Linked DNA regions of Homo sapiens: region 2 is linked to region 1. A link is a contact called in ENCODE Hi-C or POLR2A ChIA-PET data. All regions are on one chromosome and are shown on one strand. The core of a region is the stretch at or near the end of the contact, and the rest is flanking DNA. Distances in the headings are between cores, read along the strand shown. Region 1 overlaps CFAP20DC-DT (CFAP20DC divergent transcript). Region 2 overlaps CFAP20DC-DT (CFAP20DC divergent transcript).

Region 1 (6,351 bases), core at 3,831-6,330:
AGCATCATAAAACACAGCATGCGTTGGGCTTGACCCTAAAGCAAGGCTCGAAGATACACAGTTGACGGAAAGAACATTGCAAGCACGGTAGAGGCTCACAGGGAATGAACATTATGTTGCTATATTTACTGGAGCTCAATCCAGTCTTCCACTCTGCTAACCCAGAAACCAGATTTATTATATTCTGGAGCCTGAGAATCAAATAGACTCAGGGTAGACTCTAACTAACCACACTCAGGAGCCTGATGTATAACACCAGATGGTCAATATATTGTTTCCTATGAGCAGTAACTTGGATTAGAGTAAATTAGTACGGCCATCATGTTTTCCCTGAAGGCAAATTATAATTAAAAAGAAGATACTTGGACATGAAAGCAGATCAAGGAGAGTTATGTAACACGATTGTTTTCTGACATTAAACTGAGGTAGTCTGATATGCCTTTGTTTCCTCTGATAAGAACAGAGGCCTTAGAGAGATGGACCAAAATGTCCTCTCTCCTTCTTTTCTTTGTGGTTGACTAACACACCTCCTTCTCATCAATGTCATCTCTGTATTTTTTCCTGAGGTCAGTTATTTTAATCACCTCCTACTGATTTTGCTGATCTGGAAAACAGCCAATTTTTTGAAATGGTTTTGCATATCTCTGTTCAGACTCATAACTCTCATATGGAATTAGAAAAAAGTTCAGTATGATTTAGGGAGATAGGGATGAAAACTCTGATGAGGCCAGACCCCAGGGAGGAGTTGGACCTCACAAAGAGGGTTGTAAAAGGGGAGACCACATGGTATCCTAGTAACCCACTGATGGGCCATTCTGCTGCCTCTCCTACTGAACCACTGCTTTTCCACATGCAAGGGATGGCCCAGGCAAGGCCTGTGCCATTCCCAGATATGGGCTGACAAGAGGAGGGGTTTTTTCAGCATTTTGAGTGCTCCTAAATCAGAGGAGCATTTTCTGACCCATAAGGCTGTGTATTGCATCCTGGTTCACTCTATACAAAAGTTGGAAGAGCTATACTCTTGGGAAAGAAAGGAGGATAAGTGAATGTAGGTATATGCATGGGAGAGGGAATAACAATAAAAATGGCAAAATGTTCCCAGTCCCTTGTGTTACCTCTCAGACTTGCCTTCTTCAACCTCCTAAACACAGTTCAGACACAGCACCCTCTGGCAGCCTTCCTGTTCCCTCAGAGTTGACCCCTCCTTCCTCTGTGCCAGCAGTCAGCAAACATTTTCTGGTAAGGACCAGATAGTATGTGTTTCAGAATTTGTGGGCCATATGGTCTCTGTTGCAACAACAATCAATTCTGCTCTAACACTTGTTTAGAAATGTGCATTTGTTCCAATACGATTAATATATTAGGGAACAATATGGGCGTGACATGAATTTCACGTTTGCTTATGTGCAATTTCCTCTGTGAGAAACACTAAGTAAAAGCAAAAAAACTGAACACATCTGTAACAAGACACGTAAGAAATTATACAATGCACACACACACACCCCCATCAAACATCTGCCATCCACCCTCATTTCAGCATGAGTGTATAAGCCACACCATGCACATCCACTGCTACAACTTTCCCTGGGATTCCAGATAACCCCCTCTGACCGCTCCACAATAGCTCATGAGCTGCAGCGCTTCTCACTCCCACTTCTACAGGCTAATGCCAGGGCTTTTTCAAGGCAAGTGGCCATATTTGTGGTAGTATTGTTATATGTTTCTTAACCATTTTACATGTGTAGAAATATGTTGTCATCTTTTTCAGGTTATCCATTTTTTTATGTGTCACTGGCCAAGTTCTTGAGTGCTGTGCCCAGTGCCATTTCCCCCATAGGCCTTGTGTTTTTTATTACACAATCGTGTATAGTGTGGTGATTTTCAGAAACGCATGTGCATCCTTAGAGCAGAACCGACTGCACTCACCGTAAGGGTAAAAGTGGCCATAGACAATAGGTAAATGAATGAGCAGGCTATGTTCCAATAAAACTTCATTTACCAAAACAGACAGCAGATCAGACTGAACCCATGACCTTACATTGTTGACCTTACTTTCTTTGTGTTATCTCTCTACCCTGCACATGATTCAGTTGCTGCACTCAGCACCAGATAGTGATTTATTTATTTAAATGTCCCTCTCCCCAACCAGGCCATGAGCTCCATGTGAGCTGAGATTCTTTTATTCATCCCTCTCCCCAGCATCCAGCATTGTGCCTGGAACACAATGGGCTCTCAGTGAAGTTTGCTGAGTAATTTAATGAGGAAGTGCCCTCCTCACCCAGCAGATATGCCAACCCCACAAAACAAGAATTGTCCTCTTGCATTTCCCATTCCAGCATTACACTTTAACATTCAGATTCAGATGTAAGTAATATTTAATGAACCCTGTCTACTCAGCACATTGGAGTAACAACATGATTTTCTGTAATTTCATGTTATCCATCAAGAGAAACCCAAAAGATATATATTATTATTTTCATTTCATGGGTGAGGGAATTAAATCTCTGAGTCTTTAAATAATTGCCCTAAGTCACACAGCTAGCTACAGTGTACTTCAGAAATGTTCTGTGTAATAGTCCATTATCACGCTGTGATAAAGACATACCTGAGACTGGGTAATTTATAAAGTAAAAGAGGTTTATTGGATTCACAGTTCCACGTGGCTGGGGAGGCCTCACAATTATGGTGGAAGGTGAAAGGCACATCTTACATGGCAGCAGGCAAGAGAGAATGAGAAGCAAGCAAAAGGGATTTCCCCTTATAAAACCATTAGATCTCATGAGACTTATTCACTACCACAAAAACAGTGTGGGTGCAACCGCCTCCATGATTCAATTATCTCCCACTGGGTCCCTCCCACGACAGGTGAGAATTACAGGATCCACAATTCCAGATGAGATTTGGGTGGGAACACAGACAAACCATATCATCACTATGGGTCCTGGAGGGAGAACATATAACCCTGTCTGAGGGTACCCTCTCCTTGACTTCCTTTCCTCTCTCTCCACAGCAAATGTGTCATGGTGCTGACTTTCTATAAGATAGGTTTGCCTAACAAAAAGGAATGCCAAAGGAGGAAATTTTCCTACAGAAATAGTTTCTTAAAATCTCTTCCTTCAAAGCTGTTGAGGATATTATAGTAACCTAAACAAGGAAGCTTTTGAAACAAAATAGATGAGGTTCCTGTTACCTACAAAAAATAAAGGTTAATATTGTCTAAAATAATCATTAATTTTCAGAAGGCTCTAGAAGTTCTTTGGTTCTTATGCAATGGCTTGGTTTTATAGGATCACACTGGTTTTTACTCAGCCTTAAGCATTCCTACATTTTGTATACTGTTTACAGAATGCGAAAGGGTTTCAGTTTCACCTGATTTTCTTCAACACACAATAGCAAGAAAGTATTTATTTGGCTCATTCTTTATTTATGTAAGAAATTTAAGGGACTATGAACAGCATCTTGCCTGAAGTGGCAAAATTACCATCTGGAGTCTGCAAATGTGAGTCAAAGGAATCTCCGAGAAAAGCAGAATGCTTAAAACCCACCTGGCCCCATTACTGCTACAGAACCTTGTTCAAAGGCCCATGATCCAGCCAGCTCCTAAAGGTATGAAGTCTTGGCAAGACGGCCCAAGGCATTTCCTTGTAGGCCACCCTGGCCCTGCCTGGTTCTTAGCAGAGCATATCACCAATAGCCCGAGGGAGGAGAAGGTTTTCTGCTCCTTGGTATGCTTCCACCGTGGCTGAATGCCTGCAGTGCAGTGTGTACACAATCCACCTTATGAGACAGATGGAAATTGAGTTATAGCAAATAAATCATATGGCACTGCTTTTAGTGATGTCTTTCTATAGGGACTCTTCCTGTTGACTAAGTGTGGCCTTGTAGCTCCTTGATTAGCCACACAGATGTTTGGTTGATATTTGACTCCTGTGAGACATTTCTTACTTAAAGACTTGTGGTTTCTCAACATACAGAGTTCTGCCCCTTAGTGTGAGGAGTTTTGTGAGTGGGTTATTATAATTACATTCATGCTGCAGATACACACCCATGCCAACACACACATAAACACACAGTTATGAACCAAATCACCCACACCCCCAAAGTTGCCATACCTCACCCTATCCAAATATTTCATGGAAATGTTGGAGCTTGTGAAAGCAGATGATGAATTGCACTTTGTAGTTCAAGTATCTCTTTTACTATTCTCTGAATAGATATCCTACCAAAAAGCCAAAAGATGCCTACTGAAGAGGTAACCATTTTTGGAATCAGAGAGATAAGGGTTGGAATTCCAGCTTTACTAATTAGTGGCCGTGTATCCGTGGGCAAATTAGATCCTCTAAGTCTCAAATCCAAATCTATAAGGTTAGAATATTAATGCTGCCTACCTCATGAAGTTTTTGTGAGGAAAGTCCCTAGTAGCACAGTTCATTGAGTATTGTGTGTGTGTGTGTGTGTGTGTGCATGCATGCATGAGTGCACACACACGCATATCTTGTTTTATGGGGTGGGGTGGAGTATTAATAAATACTATTTCCCTTCCCAGGTGACTTGCAGTTTTAAGGGCTGGCCACATTCTGGGTAGTTTCTGGTCAGAATATACAGAGCTCAGGAAACTGCATTGTTGGGTAACCAGATCTATTTAATGAGAACAAAGATAACACAGTCAGGTTTATCTAAGTAGTGAATAGTATTTGAATCATGTTACACCAAATTTAGAAAAACCAAGAAAAAGAGACTAACATTGAGCACCCATAGTGTGCCAGAGACTTAAATTGCTTTATTTAGTCCTCAAACCAAATGAGGAGACTGAGGCTCAAAGAGATGAAGTATTTTAGCTCAGAATACCCAGCTTGTGCTGCCAACTCCAACACCGGCAAGTGGGTCTGAAAGACTGGGCTTAGTTTTGCCTGGGTGCCTCTCACCTCCTCAAAGCCAATTATTTAAAATGTGGGCAGTTACACAATAATGACGCACATGAATAGAGACAAACAACATAGGACTAGAATCCCGGGAAGGCCTGTCTGAGGCAGCAGAGACAAGGAATAACAAATCAAGCATCAGCACTGGTGAAAAAATACACACAGACTTGATGAAGAGGCACTACTAGAGTCCGAAGAAGTCAATTCATGACTGAACATTGCTGATGTGCGTACAACAGACAATTCCATCACTTTTCTGAGATGCGAGCATGAGAAGTAGCCACACAGTTGGAGACCTGGAGACGTGCCAATTCCTTTGCAGATGAGGCAGAAAAGATAAATGGAACAGTCAAAACTTTGTGCTTCAAAACTTTAAACAAAGAGCGGAGATTCACTGATTGGGGTCAATTCTTAGGATGAACCAAAAAAGAGTCAACCTTGATTAACATCCTTTTGCATCATCAAAAGGAGATAGGTCAAGATAAGGTAATTGTAAGGTAAACTGCTGACCACACACAGCTGTTAAAGGAGTCATGCGCCAGCCAAAAGTGGGCAGATTTATTTCCTCAGGGGGCCTAGAAGCTCTGCCATCCCATAATTCTTCATAAAAAGCTAAATTCCTCTGCAATGACTTTTAAACTCCCATGATTTTTTTTCTAACGACATGACAGGACAGCAAAACAAAGACATAATTCTTTTCTATCTTATGAGCTAAACTGCTCCTTCTCTTGATTAGTGGCTAATTGCATATTATTTCCTCTCTGCCGAGGGAAACTGCAATGGAGAACCCCTAAGCTGCATGGTAGAATCACCCAGGGAGCTTTTAAAAAAATGATTCCTGGCCCTGCCCCAGACCTAAGGACTCAGAATATCTGAGAGAGATGAGTCCAGGAATTTGTATTTTTAAAAATCTCCCCAGGTAATTCAAATATGCAGGAGGGTACAGAACACTGGATAATGCCAAGCACCTCGACTTCGTGATAAGAAACAGGTCTGTGGCTGGGATTCAAATTCTGGCTTCACCACTGATTAACTCTATGACAACAGACAAAACACTGCCCTTTCTAAGAACTTCCTCTCCAATGTCCAATAAAATAAAGATATTCCGGCTGCAAGGTCAAATGACAGAGCATACTGAAGACTTTTATAAAAATAGTTAAGTATTACCATAATGTCAATCATATGTAATAGTTAAATTGAGTATGTTTTACAGATAAAGATAACCTACCTTTCCTAGGAAACTGTACAGCAGCTTTTATTCCGGTAATTTTTTTTTATTTTATTCTGAGACTTTGAGTAAGGCCATCTTAGGCTAGCTGACTTGGATGAATAAATAAAAATAATTGGGATCTCTTTAAACTTTTAGTGGCAAGCAAATTAAAAAGTGTATTTCTCTAGATGACGAAAAGGATAGTCCCTGAAGCTAATG
Region 2 (6,328 bases), core at 2,005-4,504, 200 kb before region 1:
ACAACAAGAAGAAGAGAGAAAAATAGATCTGGAGGGACAAACAGTCACTGAATCATCACCCACCTTTGTAAACACAGAGAAATCAGGCTTCAGGCTTTGAGCCTCAGGCAACACTATCTTGCTGGAAGATAATACTTTTGTTTTCATTGCATTTATTTTTATAGTTTCTATTATGATAGATGGTACTGGTTTTCCATTTACTTAGAGATAAAGTTTCCCTTTAGAATACATTTAAGATTTTTTTTTAAGTGAGCCTATTTAAAGATAAATATGAAGTAAACCACAGCACAGATGGAAAGGGAAAATAGCAAAGATAATGGAGGTGGTATGACTAATGTTTGGGAAAGCCTCATAGAAAACAGGGAGCTATGGACAGGTTTTGAGCAGGAGAGCGATAGGATCAAGGCTCTGCTCTGGGAAGCTAAACGTAGCTGCAGCATATACAATAGACAGCAGGGAGATGGGAGGTAGGGAGGCCGTAGGCAGTGCCAGTGGGGCTAGAGAGGTGGGGATGCAGGGGAGAGGATTACGGGAGAAAGAGTAAAATCAACAATATTTAGTCAGTCATTGCATGGAGGGTAAGCAAGATGCAAAGCAAAAGATAATAACTGCTGCCCAAATTGCCTTTAAAAACATCTATTTCCAGGAGTATTAGAACTGATGCAGGAAATAATGTGACAGCAATCCAAGTCTACTAACAGGTAGAGTGTTTATGTCATTCATCTCCTACGAGGTCGTCCGTGATGAAAGGAAAACACAAACATTTATCTAATGTATGCCTATGCCTGATGTTTCTCCAGACAGCTGAGCTTGTTTTTCAGATTTGTAGCAGAAAAATTGGGAAGGTCAACCAGGCTTGGCATAGAACACCAGGAGGGCAATTTTCATGCCTTGGATCAGCACCATAGAGGAGTTTTTATAATGTTTTTATAGTACACAGATACTCTGGATATTTATTTAGAGCTCTGAAATAAGTCAGGAGATCTATTTCCTGAAAAGCTATTTAGTTAGAAAAATGAAGTCAAATGGACATAAGTGTCACATAAAAATAATTTGCAACTAGAGGTTAGAAATAGTAAGAGCATAACAAGATTGAAACAAAGCTTTGGCCCAGTAAGGATTCTGAAACTAGTTGCTCGCCTTATCTCGGACTTAAAAAAAAATTACATACACACACAACAAATGAATTTCTAGACCATGCCTCACTTGTATGAAAATTACTTTCAATTAAATGCTCAAGTTCTGGTTCCACGAGAGTTTTAACTATCATGTTTTCAAATGAACCAGTGATTCACAGGCATTGAGGGAAGGAAGAAACTGATCAGATGATCAAGTCTGTCCCAGAAGATATCCAAGCAAGTGTTCCCTGCAGTTTATTTTCAATCACTTTGTTCAGTTCTGGTTTAAAATGACTCCAGCAACGGGACTCTTCATCAATCTAAGAGGCCCATGGGAGTCCTTTCTCAGTCTAAGAGTCCTCATTTTAGAAAAAATATTCTGATATGAAATCTTGTTGTACCACTTGCCTCTCCCAGTGGAACCCCTCTTTTTCCCTGCATTTAGGCCCTTCAGCCCCTCCAGTTGTCAGAAGTGGCAGTATCTTTTCTCATCAGTTACTCTTTCCTTCCCCTTCATCATTTTTTATTCTTTTTCATCTGAAGAGTTTTGTGCTTTTGCCTGCTTCTCTGTGATTGTTCCCTATCAGCACAGGAGCTGACGGCTCTGACAAGGCTGCATTTCAATGGAGGTGCTAAAGCCTGGCTATGTGGCCTCATGGCCTTCAGCTACAGTCCAGAATGATACTTCCAGAACCCTGAGAATTTGAGACCTAGCTAATCCCCTGAGTGACCAGATACTTGCCTGGTGGCTAGGGCCTGCCATGTAAACTGCCCATAACCAAGGCTCAATGAAGAGTTGTGGTCAATGTGGTAGACGTCCCTACCTCTCCAAGATAAAGAAGACAATGAAAAGGTGGCTGTGTATTTTTGCACGTTCAGAAGCATAAAAAGGAATGCAGAATCAGGAATCATCCGATTCCACACGTAACCACTCAGCCTCTGGATCTCAATTTCCACATTTGCTAAAAGAAGGAGCTGGACTGCATGAGATCTCAGGGCAATTTATGCATTAAGACTCTGGAGCACAGTTCCAATTTGAAGAAGTAACAGCAATACCTTCTGCCAGATTTAGGTGTCCAGTGAAAACACAGATGCCCAGTTAAATCTGAATTTCAGAGAAATGAATGTCACAGTGTAAGTATACCTGCAATATGTGGGACATATTTATCCTAAAAAATGACTGTTTATTGGAGATCCAAATTTAGATGAATGTCCTGTTTTTCTCTGGCAATCCTACCCTCCCTTCCACCTTCAAATTGTCTTGGCAGATGGATGGCATCTAGGCAGCTGAGTGGTTGTCTGATCCTTATAACCTCTTACCCCATTGTCCTAATATAGCTTCCAAGGCTTGGCTGAAGCTTGTCAGGTATTTCCAAATACGTGCATGCTTACTTGCTTCTCAATGCTCCTTAGCAGTCCAAATATGATCAAATGAGTGAAAATATTTTGAGGTATAAAGTTCTATACACGTGCATTGTTAATATTAATCACAAAAGCCTGCACTAAAATGTGAAGACAAAGGTGATAATAAGTCTACAGTTCCTAGACTGCAGTTCTGTACAACTAAAAACCAGCCTGTCTTTTGAGATTCTAGCACTCTCCACAACAGGCCCCCACATCTCAGCTTTAACAGCAATAAAACCACTCCTTTACTTGTTGACTATTTCCTGGGTGCCAGGCACTGTGCTGGGAACTTTACATGCATTACATCATTTAATAATGAAACACTCACTCCTATCAAAATGAAACTGTCATTTTACAGATGAAAAGATAGGCCCAAGAGGCAAAGTGACTTATTTGAGTTCACACAGCTCATCTAACAGAATAGAACGGCCACAAAAGGATTTTCACAGACCCTGACAAACTGATTTTAAAATTTATATCTGAAAGCAAAGGCTGAAATATACCAAGAAACTCCAAGAGAGAAACAAGCCAGGAGACTTGCCTCAGCAGGTAACAGGGCTTATTTTAAAGCTATAATAATGAAGACAGTGTGGTATTTGGAAAGAGGCAAACAAAGAGACAAATGGAACAGAAGACAGAGTCTGAAAACACACCCGTGCCTGTCGTGGAAACCTGACTCACGACAGGGCTACGTGCAGAGCTGTGGACCAAGAAGGAGCAGTTCAGCAGTGTGTTATCCATATAGATAGTTGAAATTTCCTCAAACGAAACCCAAAGTTCAAGTCCATATGGATCAAGACTGTAAGCATAAAAGACAAAACTTTCAAACTTCTGGACAAAAGACAACACTTTCATCACCTCAGTGTAGAGAAGGTTTTAAGCACAATGCAAAAAAGCACTAAGAAAGATTAATCAAATGGGGCTATGTTCAAGTGAAGCACTCCTGCACATAAAAAGAAGCCACAAAAAAGTGAGAGCATAAGCTACAATTTAGAAGAAAATCTAATTGTCAAAGGAGAAGCCTCTAGACATGTATTGATCAATACAGTCGTCATGTGGCTGGTGAGCAACTGAAATGTGACTGGCACAGAATAAGATCTGCCATGAGTATAACATACACATTAAATTTCAAAGACTTCATTAATAATTTTATATTGATAATTTTAGGTACATTTGGATAAAGTTTAGTGACATAAAATAATGAATTATTAAAACCAGTTTTATTAGTTTATTTTTACTTCTTTAATGTAGCTACTAGGAAATTTTAAATTATATGTGGCTTGCGTTATATTTCTGTTGGACAGCAAGGATCTAGAATATGTGAAGAGCTCCTATTAGTGAATAACAAAGAATAAAACACAATATAAGAAAAAAGGAAAAAGTTCATAGAAAGGCTTTCTACAGAAAAAGAAACATATATATCCAACACGAGAAGGTGTTCAAGCTTATGACCAATTTATTTGCAAACTAACATTGTAATAAAATATCCTTTGTACCATCAGTTAGTAAACCATAATAAATCCAACAATATCCAATATTGGCAAGAGTATGAAGCAGTGGGAACTCTCACTCACTGCTGGTGGGAGTAAAAATCGGTACAACCACTTCAGGAAACAATTTGGCATTGGGCAGTAAAAACTGAACATATATACAAACTGTGAGCTGGCAAGCTCAATCCTAGATATCTACCTGAGAGAACTCTTGTACATGTATGACACAAGACATGCACAGCACTGCTGAAAACTGGAAATGACCCTGGTTTCCACCAACAATAGTGTGGGTAACCCAACTGTGGTATATTTATATGATGAAAAGCTATACAGAATGTTAAAAAAGAATGAACTGGCGCTACACACAGCTCTACAATTTTAGAGCTATGTAAAGATATGTATCTCTTAAAACAAAATGACTACATAAAATTCAGAGGTACTCCTTGCTGGGGAGGGAGGGAGACAGCATGCCTGGGGAAGGATATCAGAACAGAATCCCTGGGAACAGAACGCACGGGTCATGTTCTAGTTCTTAAACTGGGTGGTGGGTCCACAGGTGCTTGTATTTTTTTTAATTAATTTATCTGATTTTAAGTTCTGGGATACATGTGTAGGATGTGCAGGTTTGTTACATAGGTAAACGTTTTTTTCTAAATTAAACTGTAAATATAAACTGTAAATGCTTGTTTTAAAGTATGATATTTCACAATTTAAAGAGTTTAAAAAAGAAAAACAAAACTGTGTTGTCTATTTGTGTGATATTACATTCCGCCAGAAAAGTTGCCTTTCATTCATCTTTTAATAATGACATCTCTCAGTGCTGGTCTGTCTTCTACAACTGGGCTTTTTTCTCATATCCCATCAGATGAGATCTCCAGATTCATATATCACATCTACATATATACACATGCACAATATAAACAGCATACTTGGAAAAGCAATACAAGGAGGCTTGCTGTTCTTGTGCCTTGACTCATCTCACTCACTTTCCCTGGGGACAGCAGAGACCTAAGGGAAGCAGGGCCTCATTCCCATGTGGTCGCCGAGATTAGAAGCCCTGTGCAGTGCATGAGGTGGGGGAGCTCAGTGTCTTGTCTTCACTCTCCAGCGTCCTCAGTCCAATCCTCTTTGTCTTCCCTATTTGAGCTTTTCTCAGAGTTAATGAGCGGTAATTGGAGACGCCCTTGAAAAAGAATTGCAGCCTCTTGCCCGTAGTCTTAGAGAAGCACAAGAAAATAAAAGGGCACAGACTTACTGACATATGCTTGGAGTGGCCAGGTTCTCATAGATGATTCTGTGGCTCTCAATCCATACTGAGGCAAGGCATCAGAAAAATAAGTTTAATCAACCTGATAACTGGACCTACATCCTGGGTCCGAACACAATTATATTTCTTTAAAAGAGATCAAACCATTCTAGAGGATATTTTCCCCAAGTTTTATTTATCCCTTCCCCTTAAAAATGCCGAACTGAATCCCCCAGTGGAAATGTTCTGAGTATCAAGTGTGCTCATCTCTCATAGAACAAAAATAAACCTATATTGATATTTGTGCTCTCATGTTCATTGCAGCATTATTCACAATAGCCAAGATATGGAAACAACCTAAGCGTCCATTGGCAGATGATGGATAAATATGGTACATTTACACAATTGAATACGATTCAGCCTTTGAAAAGAAGGAAAACCTGCCACATTTGCAACAAGGATGAACCTGGAGGACGTCATGCTAAGTGAAATAAGCCAGGCACAGAAAGGCAAATACTGCCTGATCTTACTCATATGTAGAAGCTTAAAAAAATAAAATAAAAAGTAGAACTCATGGTAACAGAGTAGAATTGTGGTTACTAGGGACTAGAATGAGAGGAAAGGGGAGATGTTGGTCAAGAAGTATAAACTTTCATTTACAAGTTATAAGCTTGACGACTATAGTTAATAATAACATATTGTATATTTGAAATTTGCTGAGATCTCAACTGTTCTAATCACACACACATAAATGGCAGCTATGAGAGGTAATAGATGTGTTAATTAGCTTGATTGTGGTAATTTTACAATGTATATGTATATCAAAACATCACGTTAAACATCATAAATTATACCATTTTTATTTACTAATAATATCTCAATAAAAGCGGAAAAAAATAAGCCTGTATTAGTTTCGTGGGGTTTGTGTGTTTATTTATTTTTTTTTTTTTTAATTCTGGCACCTGCAGCACTTGTAAGCCATCTTTGTCTTACAATTATTATTCACTCCACCTGAGGGCACCTGAGGGTTTTCCTGAGCAAAATTTCTCTTAGCAAGCTGAGCTTGTGGG

The links. A loop is a pair of places that touch in the nucleus more often than their neighbours do. ChIA-PET counts read pairs that join two places held with the same protein, here RNA polymerase II (POLR2A). Pooled maps may share reads with other maps.
Region 2: a pooled map shows a loop between it and region 1 (2.5-fold over the local background). The contact joins two enhancer-like sites. A Hi-C loop is called at or near these places in 1 of 168 maps with a recorded cell type or tissue (GM12878), 9 of 37 single-sample maps with no recorded cell type and 14 of 50 pooled maps. POLR2A ChIA-PET finds 5 or more read pairs at or near these places in 1 of 52 experiments (activated T-cell).

The regions. Positions count from the first base shown.
Region 1 is chr3:59,245,065-59,251,415 of GRCh38, reverse strand. The region is part of intron 4 of CFAP20DC-DT (CFAP20DC divergent transcript); the gene reads right to left. Among named protein-coding and RNA genes, the nearest start is that of CFAP20DC-DT, 160 kb to the right of the region's middle. Within about 2 kb of position 5,080, at least 6 of the 41 ENCODE cell types and tissues checked have a DNase peak (open chromatin) inside an H3K27ac peak, as active enhancers do; they include GM12878, where a contact is called at or near this core.
Region 2 is chr3:59,440,982-59,447,309 of GRCh38, reverse strand. The region is part of intron 5 of CFAP20DC-DT (CFAP20DC divergent transcript); the gene reads right to left. Among named protein-coding and RNA genes, the nearest start is that of CFAP20DC-DT, 360 kb to the right of the region's middle. RefSeq lists an enhancer at 2,941-2,990. Within about 2 kb of position 3,254, at least 3 of the 41 ENCODE cell types and tissues checked have a DNase peak (open chromatin) inside an H3K27ac peak, as active enhancers do; they include GM12878, where a contact is called at or near this core.